Regions from separate parts of the Homo sapiens genome. Here region 2 is linked to region 1. Evidence: read pairs that join two places in POLR2A ChIA-PET (ENCODE). Cell type or tissue: Panc1. All regions are shown on one strand. Each heading gives the region's core, and the rest is flanking DNA. Links, peaks and the distances in the headings are about the cores only.

Region 1 (5,390 bases), core at 317-5,316:
ACACTTATGAATCAATTTTTTCCTATTCCCTCTTTTTCATGTGCATTACAGAAGTACATCTCTAACAGTTTCCATAGAAACAGTTAAAGTTAGACTTTTGAAAACATAATGGGAGGGGGCAGAAGACCAAGTACATGGAGAGCAAGGAGCAAGTGAATCACTAGTGAATGCGTTAAAATAAAGGATGTAATATTTAAGTGCTGAATGAGAAACACAAACATTTCATAGATGCAACATTATGATAGGTTTTACAAATTCGATGAGTAAATGTTTGTACATGACAAAGTTGCAAGTCAAAAGTCTGAACATTCAATTCTAATCCTAAAAATATATACATGTATTTACATACCTTTACACAATGTCTTATGATTCCATAGTAGTCTTTTAGTGATCACATGCCTTATTCATGTACAAAGGTAGAACTGAAAGTAGTGATGCATTTGTTCATTTAATAAACATGTATAATATGCCTGTTGTATACCAGGCTCTCATCAGTGTGTTCGGAATACATTAGTAAACAAAGCAGAAAAGATCCCTTTGTAGAGCTTATATTGGGGTGGGGGATTGCAGACAGTAAATGATGTCAGAATATTATAAACCAATATTTTCTGTGGGGGTAGGGGGAAGAAGATTTGAGCAGGATAAAAGATCTGGGGATTTAGGTTTCAATTTGGAGGCGGGTGGTGAAAGGAAGCCTTGTTGACAGTATGGGTAAAGACTCGAAGGTGGTGAGGAAGTACACCATTCATATATTTGAGGGCTATCCCTCTGGGAAGAAGGAGCAGCTAGAAGAGGGCCTGCTTACTTTTGAGGCAGCAAGAAGGCTAGTGTGGCTTCAAAGGAGTAAGCAGGGTAGAGGTTTTAGGTCAGATATGTAGCTGTCAGCCAGATCATTAGAGTTTTTAGGCCATTAAACGATTTTGGCATTTCCTCTGAGGGAAGCAGGAAGCCATCAGATCATTGGGTCACAAAGTGTGGTCTCTGGACCAGCATCGTTAGTAACAGCTGAGAAATTATTAGAAATATGAAATTTGCAGGCCCTATCCTAGACCAACATTTCTGGAAGTAGAACCCAGTCATTTGTGTTTTAATAAGTACTCCAAGTGATTCTCATGCATGTTCAGTTAGGAGAAGTACTGACCTAGATGATTCCAAGCAAAAGAATGTCATGATCTAACTTGATCATTTGTCATAATAAGCTGCACTGAAAATTTTATATGATTATTTTTATAACATGGTAGAGACAATTCTGACCTTATTCAGGCCCTATGACTGAACAATATAATCATTAGCTTTTTCCATTGGAATTAATAAGCATTTCATTGCCAGGCTAGAAGTACTTGAAACTGTAAAAGACTTCCATGTATTGATCATAAGTAGAGTGGCCATGTGATTTATATTCCAAATTTGGGCATGCTGGAGAATAAAATGGGGGCTAAAAATATTTAACAGTTATAGTTTATCTACAGCATGGTATAAATTGGAATTTCCCTGGGCAAACCAGCACATATGAGACCACATGTCACTCATTTATTCTATAAAATATCTCAGGCTATTTTGCAGAACTTTCTCCTAAAAAGAGATCTAGTCACCAAGGGAGACTTTTATGAACTGAAAAGAAGAGAAAGAGGAAAATGACACTAAGTGTAGCTTCCCAGTCCAGAAACATTTGTGTCTCACAGGCAATACCCAGCTTGAAATTGACAGGAAGGATATCTCACTTGAAAGTACAGTCAACTTACTATACATAATCTGAAGTGATTTAAAATGAAGTTGGAGCTAGAATAGGATTTTTATGGAAGCCCGACCTTTGGTCTTGCTCATTTCGTTACCAAGTATTTTACTGCTGACATTTAGTCTGGGCCAAAGTTTGTCTCTACGCATTTCGAAGTCATGCCATTTCATCAAATGGCATTTTGCTTTTGATTAAGGTGCTATAGCATTAGTTGCCTTATAAAGTTAATAGTATTTAAATATTTTATATTGACCAGCTGTTTTTCAAAAATATGACTATGTAAAGGTAATATCTAATTTAATCTAAAATATTTAAATGAGGAACCTCTCAAGAGTGAAATGTTGCTGTTATCAAGGGTGGGCTGAGATGCATTCCAAACAGACCCCACCACAGACATAAAATGGCAGAAGATGAACCGCAGAGCCTAGGATTAGTGTTGCTCTGGGCCTCTCACATGCTGTGTCCTCCTTATGACACTGTGGAATGTTTCAGGCCTCAGCAGAGCTAGCTTCAACATGGTTTGAACCACAGTTACAAAGCTAAAGATGACAATCATCACTATTACAAATGTTTTCAAAGAAAAATGTAAACTAGATAAAAATAGAAACACATCATTTAAGCTTGAAAAGAGATTAAGATTTGAATCTAATGCTTCTCAAATGAGTTCACAGATCACTTGCATAATGGTCACCTGGGGATCACATGAAATACACAGAAACACCAGCTGCTTTGCTTGCCAGACCTGCTGAATCAGAATCACTGGGTGGAAGCTTAGAAATCTGCATTTTTAATAAGCACCCCAGGTGATTTTTATTTTTATTTTTATTTATTTATTTTTGAGAGGAGTCTTGCTCTGTCCCCCAGGCTGGAGTGCAGTGGTGTGGCCTTGGCTCACTGCAACCTCCGCTCCCGGGTTCACGCTGTTCTCCTGCCTCAGCCTCCTGAGTAGCTGGGACTACAGGTGCCCGCCACCACACCCAGCTAATTTTTTTTGAAGTAGAGACAGGGTTTCACCGTGTTAGCCAGGATGGTCTCAATCTCCTGACCTCGTGATCCTCCCGCCTCAGCCTCCCAAAGTGCTGGGATTACAGGCGTGAGCCACCGTGCCCGGCCCATCCCGGGTGATTTTTATGCACACTAAAGTCAGAGGACCACTATGATATGAACAGTGTCCAAAAAGAAAATAATTACTCAGAGCTAATAAAGGTGAAGATAAGAGCAATTAGGCAAAGATAATTTCCTATGTTTAATATATTTTTTGTTTGAATTACTGTAAATTAAGGAGAATGAGAGAATAAAGAGATAAAACAAAGCCCATAGGAATCACTGCAGCAAGTCAGAGGAAATGTTTAAATACTTGAGAAGCAGCCAGATAATTACTGGGGAGTGGGAGGTAGGGGGAACCTGCTTGGAGATCCCTTGGGACTAGCTTCACATTGCTAATTTACAATCACATGCTGTATCTGTCACTTTTACAAATCAATGGGAATGCCCACTTTTTAACAGCATGGAGTTACTCACAATGGTTGCTGGTGTTGGTCATCCAGAGGGGACTTTTCAGGATGCAAGAAAGAATCTTGGTGACACACATTCACACACACACACACACACACACACACACACCCTTTTATGTCACTTCCAATTTACTTTATCTTAAACTGTCAGCAAGGAGAACTTATGCTTATACTAATAATTAGAGGTTTGCATTTAAGCCAAAAATAATAAACCCCGTGGGTAGCTCTGCAGACAGCTGGGTTGTAGTAAGTAGAGCCAGAAGAAAAGACATGACTCTTTGTATTCGCAGCAATTTTATAATATGTAGGGAAGGGAAATGGTAGAAGAATAGATTTTATGTCTTTGTTTAGAAAAGGCATTTAGAGAAAATGATCGAGATTGTCATTAAACATGATTTTTACTATAAACAGCAGAAAAAAATGAAAAATTATTAGGTTAAAAATCATTAGTTTCAGCCATCTGGGAATCTCATTGTGCTGAAGAAATAGGACCTAAGACTTTTTTTTTCTTTTAAAAAACAAATGAAGAAATAAAGATGCTGCTTCTGTAAACTTCATTCTGATTAAAAAGGAAAAGTATTGATGATGAGAAATAGGTAAGTACTGTGGAGATTGCCATTTTGAAGAAAATAAATACTTGCTTAAGCCAGACATGGAACTAAGATTTTTTTTTTAAAGTAGATTTCAAAAGTACTTAAAGGAAAAATACAGCAGTTTCGTCCTTTGTATGAGCCTTAAAAGGGAACATTGCTCAAGGGGTGTGGTAGAAAAAATGAACTTCAGTTTATACAATCTCTGTTCAAATGGAAAAGAAAGGACTTCTAAAGGAACTGATTTAACTGTGCAGGAAGCTTTCTCAAAAGCTTGGAATATAAAAAGACATGTAGAAGAGGTAGAAGGAGGGGCACAGAGCCAGGAATGAAAACAGAAGCACAGCCTGGACTTAGAAGAACAGTGTCAGAAAGGTTAGAGGACAGAGGGCTGAGGCTTGCAGAAACAGCTAAAGAAAGGAAAAGGCTTTGCAAGCCATGTTCAGAGACAGACTGTGAACAAAGGAGGGCCAAGATCATTGCCCAGGGAAAACGGCACAATGAACAGATGACAGGAAAGCTTACCAGATTATCAGTTGATTAATCTTTATATTCCCTAGGGCTAGCACAGTGCCTGTCACCTATCAAGTGTGTCACACAAGTTGAGTAAATAAATAGATGAAAAGTTCAGGTAGTAAGAATTATTTTGAAAATTGAAGAGTGGCAGGATAAACATAGCTTTTAAAGAGGAAATTTCAATACCAAGACAGGAAGTAAAATTAATAAAGAGAATTGGTTTTTTAAAATTAACATCTCACTTCAGTCTGAGAAGGATGACATGCCAAAAGGAAGCAAGAATCTGCAGATCTGATGTTAGAACTGTCATTAATAATGTTCAGGATCAAAGTGTAGAAGTTTCAAAGGTGCAATCAGAGTACTGATCCAAAATTTCAAAAGGGGAAAATAGATGGATTTGGGAAATTTCAGAACAGTGATCTGATTATTTCTGTCATAATTCTATAATGTCTTATGAAGCAGAGAACTTGGAGTGATTTAGATAAACAATGATGTTTACAGCCTACTGAAAAAAGTGTAATAAAAAACTAATAGAATTTATTTTTCATAGGGTTAACTAGTCTATTTATCAAGAAAATACCATACTCGTGATTTCAGCAGCGCATCCTGCAAAATTTCTCCTTTATTAAATTTTTATTTTATTTTAGAGAAAATATGGAAAAAGATTAACTTGGTGATGGTATAAACAAATGGGTTCATAAATTTCCAGACATACCCCAAGAGGACCAAAATAGAGTGAAACATTTCCAAACTGTTCTGTAAGACTCTGTGATTGGCCTTGTATTGTTCAATATTTTGACCAATGACTTGAATTAAAAAACACAATAAGGAAGTAGTTATATAGTTTGAATATATAACAAAGCTAGAGACAAAAATATCATGCTGCCAGTCAAAGCAAAATGGTGTATACTCATCTATTCCTGCTCCTCACCCCTAAGTGCAACTATAATCCTTGGAGACAACACAAGAGACAACCAGAGGAGAATTCTGAAAGGTGATAAGACAGGCTGTATAATGTGCCCCTAGAGATATCCA
Region 2 (5,390 bases), core at 133-5,132, 230 kb after region 1:
CAAGATACCCGCAATTTCCACTCTGAGTAAAAGAAAAAAACTAGCTGATTAGAGTAAGATTTAACACATGTGCATTAAGGAAAAAAAAAAACAAAACCTTCCTTGATGAAAGAGTATTTAACATTTTAAGCCTCTACTTAATGTTTTTGCACATAGTGACTCCTGATTAAATATATTTCTCTTAATAAAGAATGTTACCTGTACTAGCAAGAGACGAAGTATAATACTGTCTCTTTTCTTCTGAGGATGGAATAACACAATGTTTCCACTGCATATGCTCGCATCCTGTGGAATCTGGAAAAAAATATATACTCTCTGAGTCCATTTATTTCTTAATCGTTAGATTTATTTATTTGTGCCTTTACTCAAACAATATTTATTGAATGTCTTTTTGGGGCAACACGCCATATAAGGTTCTGTCAATTTTCTCAACTGACGCTGCAGATCAGTCAACTAAGTATGATGCCTACTTTTTTAAAATCAGGAAAGATAAAGCGTAAATAAATATTTAGGATATAAATACAAAGTAATAAATATTTCCATTAAAGAATGAAATATTAATCAAAGCTTCCTACTATCATCATTCTTTTTCCACTTTGTGAATTCACTTATATTTATATCTCACAGAAACATAAAATTAAGTGCCATCTAGATTCATAATAATTTATTGCCTTTATTTAAAATAATAAAATTGCACGCTGTGGTAGCTCTAGAAAATCTAGACTCTATGTTCACTATACTATAATCAATACTCTGCACATAGACCATTAGGCCATTCCACATATCAACATTAAAAGTCATTTAAAATTGCTATTAATATTATTTAATGATGATAATAAAAGACTAGACTCTGTAATTAACTTTGAGAAAAAATAAAACAATGATTAACATTTGTAAATGCTTATTATGTTCTCGGCATTTTGCTAATTGCTTTGTACACTTACTAACTGGATCATTATATTATCCCTTTGGGGTAAGTGCTGCCCTTCTCAGCATTTTACAGATGAGAAAACTGAGGATCAGAACGTTTCACTAACTTGGCAATATCTGATTTTGGACCCAGATGAGCAGTACTACCAACAATTATACTAATCTGAAACAGATTATAAATATTTAAAAATAAAAGATAAAGTGTTGTTTACAGATAATATAATTGCATATGTGAAAAAATAGAATGAACTAGAAATTTGTTACAAATGAAGACATTATGATATTTATATAGTTAATAAATATAAACTCTCATATATAAATAATAACCACTTTAAAAATATAATGGAAGAAAAGATCTCAATCACAGTCCCAAACAGAAAGATCTTTATAAAAACAAACTTTATATGGAATGTGTAGGACATTACAAGGTGAACATTTTTCAGAATCTATGGAAAGACATACTGTATGCCTTCAATAAATTGCAATTTATCTTGTTCTTAGAAATAAGAGCTCAATGTTAAATCATCATTTCTTTTGGGGAAAAAAAAGAACACTCTAAAATCTACAAAATAAAACTGTCACTACAGTAGCCTGAAAAGTAAATATATAAAACTAGCTGGATTATAAAGAGGAAGAATAAGGAGTTGTACCAGATAATAAAACATACGGTAAAGCTGCAGTTCATATCACTTCAGTAATAGGCCAGGAATACACAAAAGCATCAATGGAAAAGAAAGTCCAGAAACACACCCAAATACATACGGAAATTACCATAAAGAGAGCATTTCAAACCAGTGTGGGTAAAGATAAAATTTTCAATAAATCTGTGATAACTATATAGTCATTTGGAAAAAGTAAAACCACATCTCCAAATCACTACTTAGATAAAAATAAACTCCAGATGGAGCAAAGATTTAAAGTAAACAATGAAGCCATTAAAGAACTGGATGAAAACGTGACTGAATTTATTTATAACTTAGGGTGGAGATGGTCTTTCTAAGCAGACACAAAATTCAGAAACCATAAATTTGATAATTTAGACAACACTAAAAAAAAAACACTCTTTCAGCAAAGCTTAAAACATTACAAAAGGAAAAAGCATTTAACAAACAAGAAACACAGGACCCACAGCTAATTACCTAAATTTAGAGAAAAAGCTTTACAAATTGATTTTTAAAACAGAGAGCAAACTCACAAAAAACAAACAACAAGAAACATCAATGAACAAAAGAGGGCACTTTATAAGAAAAGAAACAAATAGCTAGTCAGCATATGAAAAAGTCTTAACTTTCCTGACCCTGAAACAAATACAAATTAAAAACAAACACAAATTACATAAAAACATAATGATACATAATTATATTAAAACATGATAATTTTAAAATGGGGAATAACTTAAATATCACTCAGATGTTTTAAGTCATGGTATATCTAAATAGTGTAATAATGTACAGCCCAGCCAATTAAAAAATTTGACTAGATCCGGGTAATATGAAACATTTTATCACTTAACCAAATATTTAAATCATTTTAAAGAGTGATAAGAACCATAAAGCGAAAAGGTGCTAATGGTAGATTATTTCTAGCTATAAACATTCAAAAAAGGTGACTCTTAGAGAGTAAAGAGATTTTAAAGAAAATTGGAGAGAAAAGAAGGAAATTGTATTTCACACTTTTACAAAAGCCATTCTTACAGGTGTGAGGTAATATTTCATTGTGGTTGTAACTTGTGTTTCTCTTTTGATTAGTGATGTTAAGCATTTTTTTTCCATTACCTGCTAGCCATTTGTGTCTTCCTTTGAGAAATGTCTGTGCAGGTTATTTGACCATTTCCTAATTTTTTTTATATTAAGTTCCATATATATTTCGGATCTTAACTCCAAATCAGATGTATGATTTGCAATATTTTCTCCCATTCTGTAGGTTGTCTCTTGACTCTGTTGATTGTTTCTGTCAAGCTTTTTAGTTTGATGTTATCTCACTTGTCTATTTAGGTCATATTTTCAGGTCATATTTTAAAAAATATTTTGCCAAGACCAATGTCAAAGAAGCTTTCCCTCTATGTTTTCTTCCAGTCGTTTTATACTTTCAGGTCTTGTGTTTAAGTCTTTAACCCATTTTTAAGCTGATTTTTGTATATGGGGTGAGATAAGGCCCAATTTCATTTTTCTACATGTGGATATTCCATTTTCCTGGCACCACTTATTTGAGATTGCTTTCTCCATTATGTGACCTTGGCACCTTTGTCACAGATCAGTTGACATAAATTGTCTTTTTGTAGTTTAAAATGAATTATAAATTTTAAAAGCTTATATATATTTGGCATTTTCCTTTACCTCTTTTTTGCCATATGTGTATACATATATATATAATTTTTTTTTTAAGACAGGTCTTGCTTTGTACCCAGGCTGGAGTGTAGTGCGCCATCTCTGCTCACTGCAACCTCCATCTCCTGGGCTCAAGTGATTCTCCCACCTCAGCCTCCCTAATAGCTGGAGCTACAGGCACCACCATGCCCAGCTAATTTTTGTATTTTTTGTAGACTTGGAGTTTCGCCATGTGGCCCACGCTGGTCTTGAGCTCTTGGGCTCAAGGGATCCTCCCGCCTCAGTCTCCCAATGTGATTACATAGACTTAAGCCACAGTGCCCAGCAATTGCCAGATATTTTTTATTGCTATTTTAAGCAAACTAATTTGTGGCACTCAAACACCAGATGAATACAACTGATGTTTCAAGAAACTGCCAAACACAAACATTTTCACAGAGGCCATAAATAGCAATGCCAATTAATTTTCTTGCCTTCCGTTTTCCTTTCTTTCTTCCTTCTTCTCTTCTTCTGTCCTTTCTTCCTTCTTTTCCTCCCTACTCATTTTTCCATTCTTTTTTTCTTTTTCTTCCTTCCTTCTTTTCTTCCAACAAATTGGCCAATACTGCATGGCAGTCACAATTCCAGGTAAAGTGAATAGAGAAGTAAACAAGATAAGGCTTCCAACCTCCTACTGCTCACATTCTAATGTGAGAAAATACAAATAAATAGTACAAAGTATTCCAAATAAAACATTTTTTTAAATGTAACATGAAATAGGCATTTTTAGATAAACAAAAGCTGAAAGAACCTGTTGCCAGCAGACCTGTGAGAAATAAATTTCATAGTTTATAAGCCACCCAGTTTATTGTATTTTGTTGTAGCGGCCCAAGCTAGCTAAGACATATGCTGTGTTAATGGATTTGAAGACTCAATGATGAAAAGGTGTCAATTACTCCCCAAATTAACGTGTGATACAAGTCTAATCAGAAATCTAACTAGGCCTTTATGTAGAAATTGACAAGCTGATTCTAGAATATACAGGGAAATGCAAAAAATCTAAAATATCTTTGAAAAAGAGGAAGATAGTTGGAGAACATTCACTATCTTACTTCAAGACTTATTACAAAGCTACAGTACAGCAACAAGAAAGTTACAGACAAATAAGGACAGAGATATAGTTCAATAAAACAGCAGAGTCCAAAAATAGATGTGTATACGTACAGGTCTATTTTTTATTCAACAAAAGATCGAGGGAATTTAATATGAAAAAAAGGTTTTTCAGCAAGTAGCATTGCAACAACTGGATAAATGTATGAAAGAAACATGAATCCTGACCCCTGTCTCAAATAATACACAAAAATTAAATAAAGATGAATCATAGACCTAAATGTAAAAGCTAAAGTCTTAAAATTCTAGAGGAAAATATAACAGAATATCCTTATGGCCTTGGGGTAGGCAATGGTTTCTTAAAGAGAAAATAGGGCCAGGCACGGTGGCTCACGCCTGTAATCCCAGCACTTTGTGAGGCCAAGGAGGGTGGATCACTTGATGTCAGAGGTTCAAGATCAGCCTGGCCAACATGATAAAACCCCGTCTCTATTAAAAATACAAAAACTAGCTGGGCAAGGTGGCGGGCACCTGTAATCCCAGTTACTCGGGAAGCTGAGGCAGAAAAATTGTTTGAACCTCGGAGGCGGACGTTGCAGTGAGACAAGATCGCTCCATCGCATTCCACCCTGGGTAACAGAGCTAGCTTCTGTCTCAAAAAGAAAGAAAGAAAGAAAGAAAATGGTAAGCACCAACCATAAAAGACAAAAGAAAAAAGAAAGAAAAAAAAAGAAAAATTTGATTTCAGCAAAATTAAACCTAACAACCCAGCTTTAATAAGATAAAAATACAAGGCTCAGACTAGAAGAAATATTTGTTATATATATATAAATGATAAAGGACTTATATTCAGAATATATGAAGAACTACTAAAACTCACTTAAATGACAAATACATAAGAAAGAAAAACTTGAACAGACCTTTCACAAAAGAAAATATATGAATGGCCATAAAGCACATAAAAATCTCAAAATTATTTATTGTCAGATAAATGAAAATTAAACCTTCAATAAGATACCACTTCACACCCTCTAAAATAGCTAC

What was found. Peaks named below come from ENCODE experiments on the same cell type or tissue, not always from the same donor. Only the 100,000 strongest peaks of a DNase experiment are listed, where the experiment ranks them.
Region 2: POLR2A ChIA-PET joins it to region 1 with 6 read pairs; 2 of 35 experiments call an interaction of 5 or more read pairs at or near these places.

What each region holds. Positions count from the first base shown.
Region 1 is chr5:125,548,423-125,553,812 of GRCh38, reverse strand. All of the region lies in intron 3 of LINC02240 (long intergenic non-protein coding RNA 2240), which reads right to left. The region is part of intron 8 of LOC124901056 (a long non-coding RNA gene); the gene reads left to right. Among named protein-coding and RNA genes, the nearest start is that of LINC02240, 58 kb to the right of the region's middle. In Panc1, for the core only: no CTCF peak of the experiment used is centred there; no DNase peak of the experiment used is centred there; H3K27ac peaks cover 5,000 bases.
Region 2 is chr5:125,320,256-125,325,645 of GRCh38, reverse strand. LOC101927421 (a long non-coding RNA gene) reads right to left here. Exons shown (of 6, transcript NR_109882.1): 5 at 199-294. Among named protein-coding and RNA genes, the nearest start is that of LINC02240, 170 kb to the left of the region's middle. In Panc1, for the core only: no CTCF peak of the experiment used is centred there; no DNase peak of the experiment used is centred there; H3K27ac peaks cover 3,568 bases.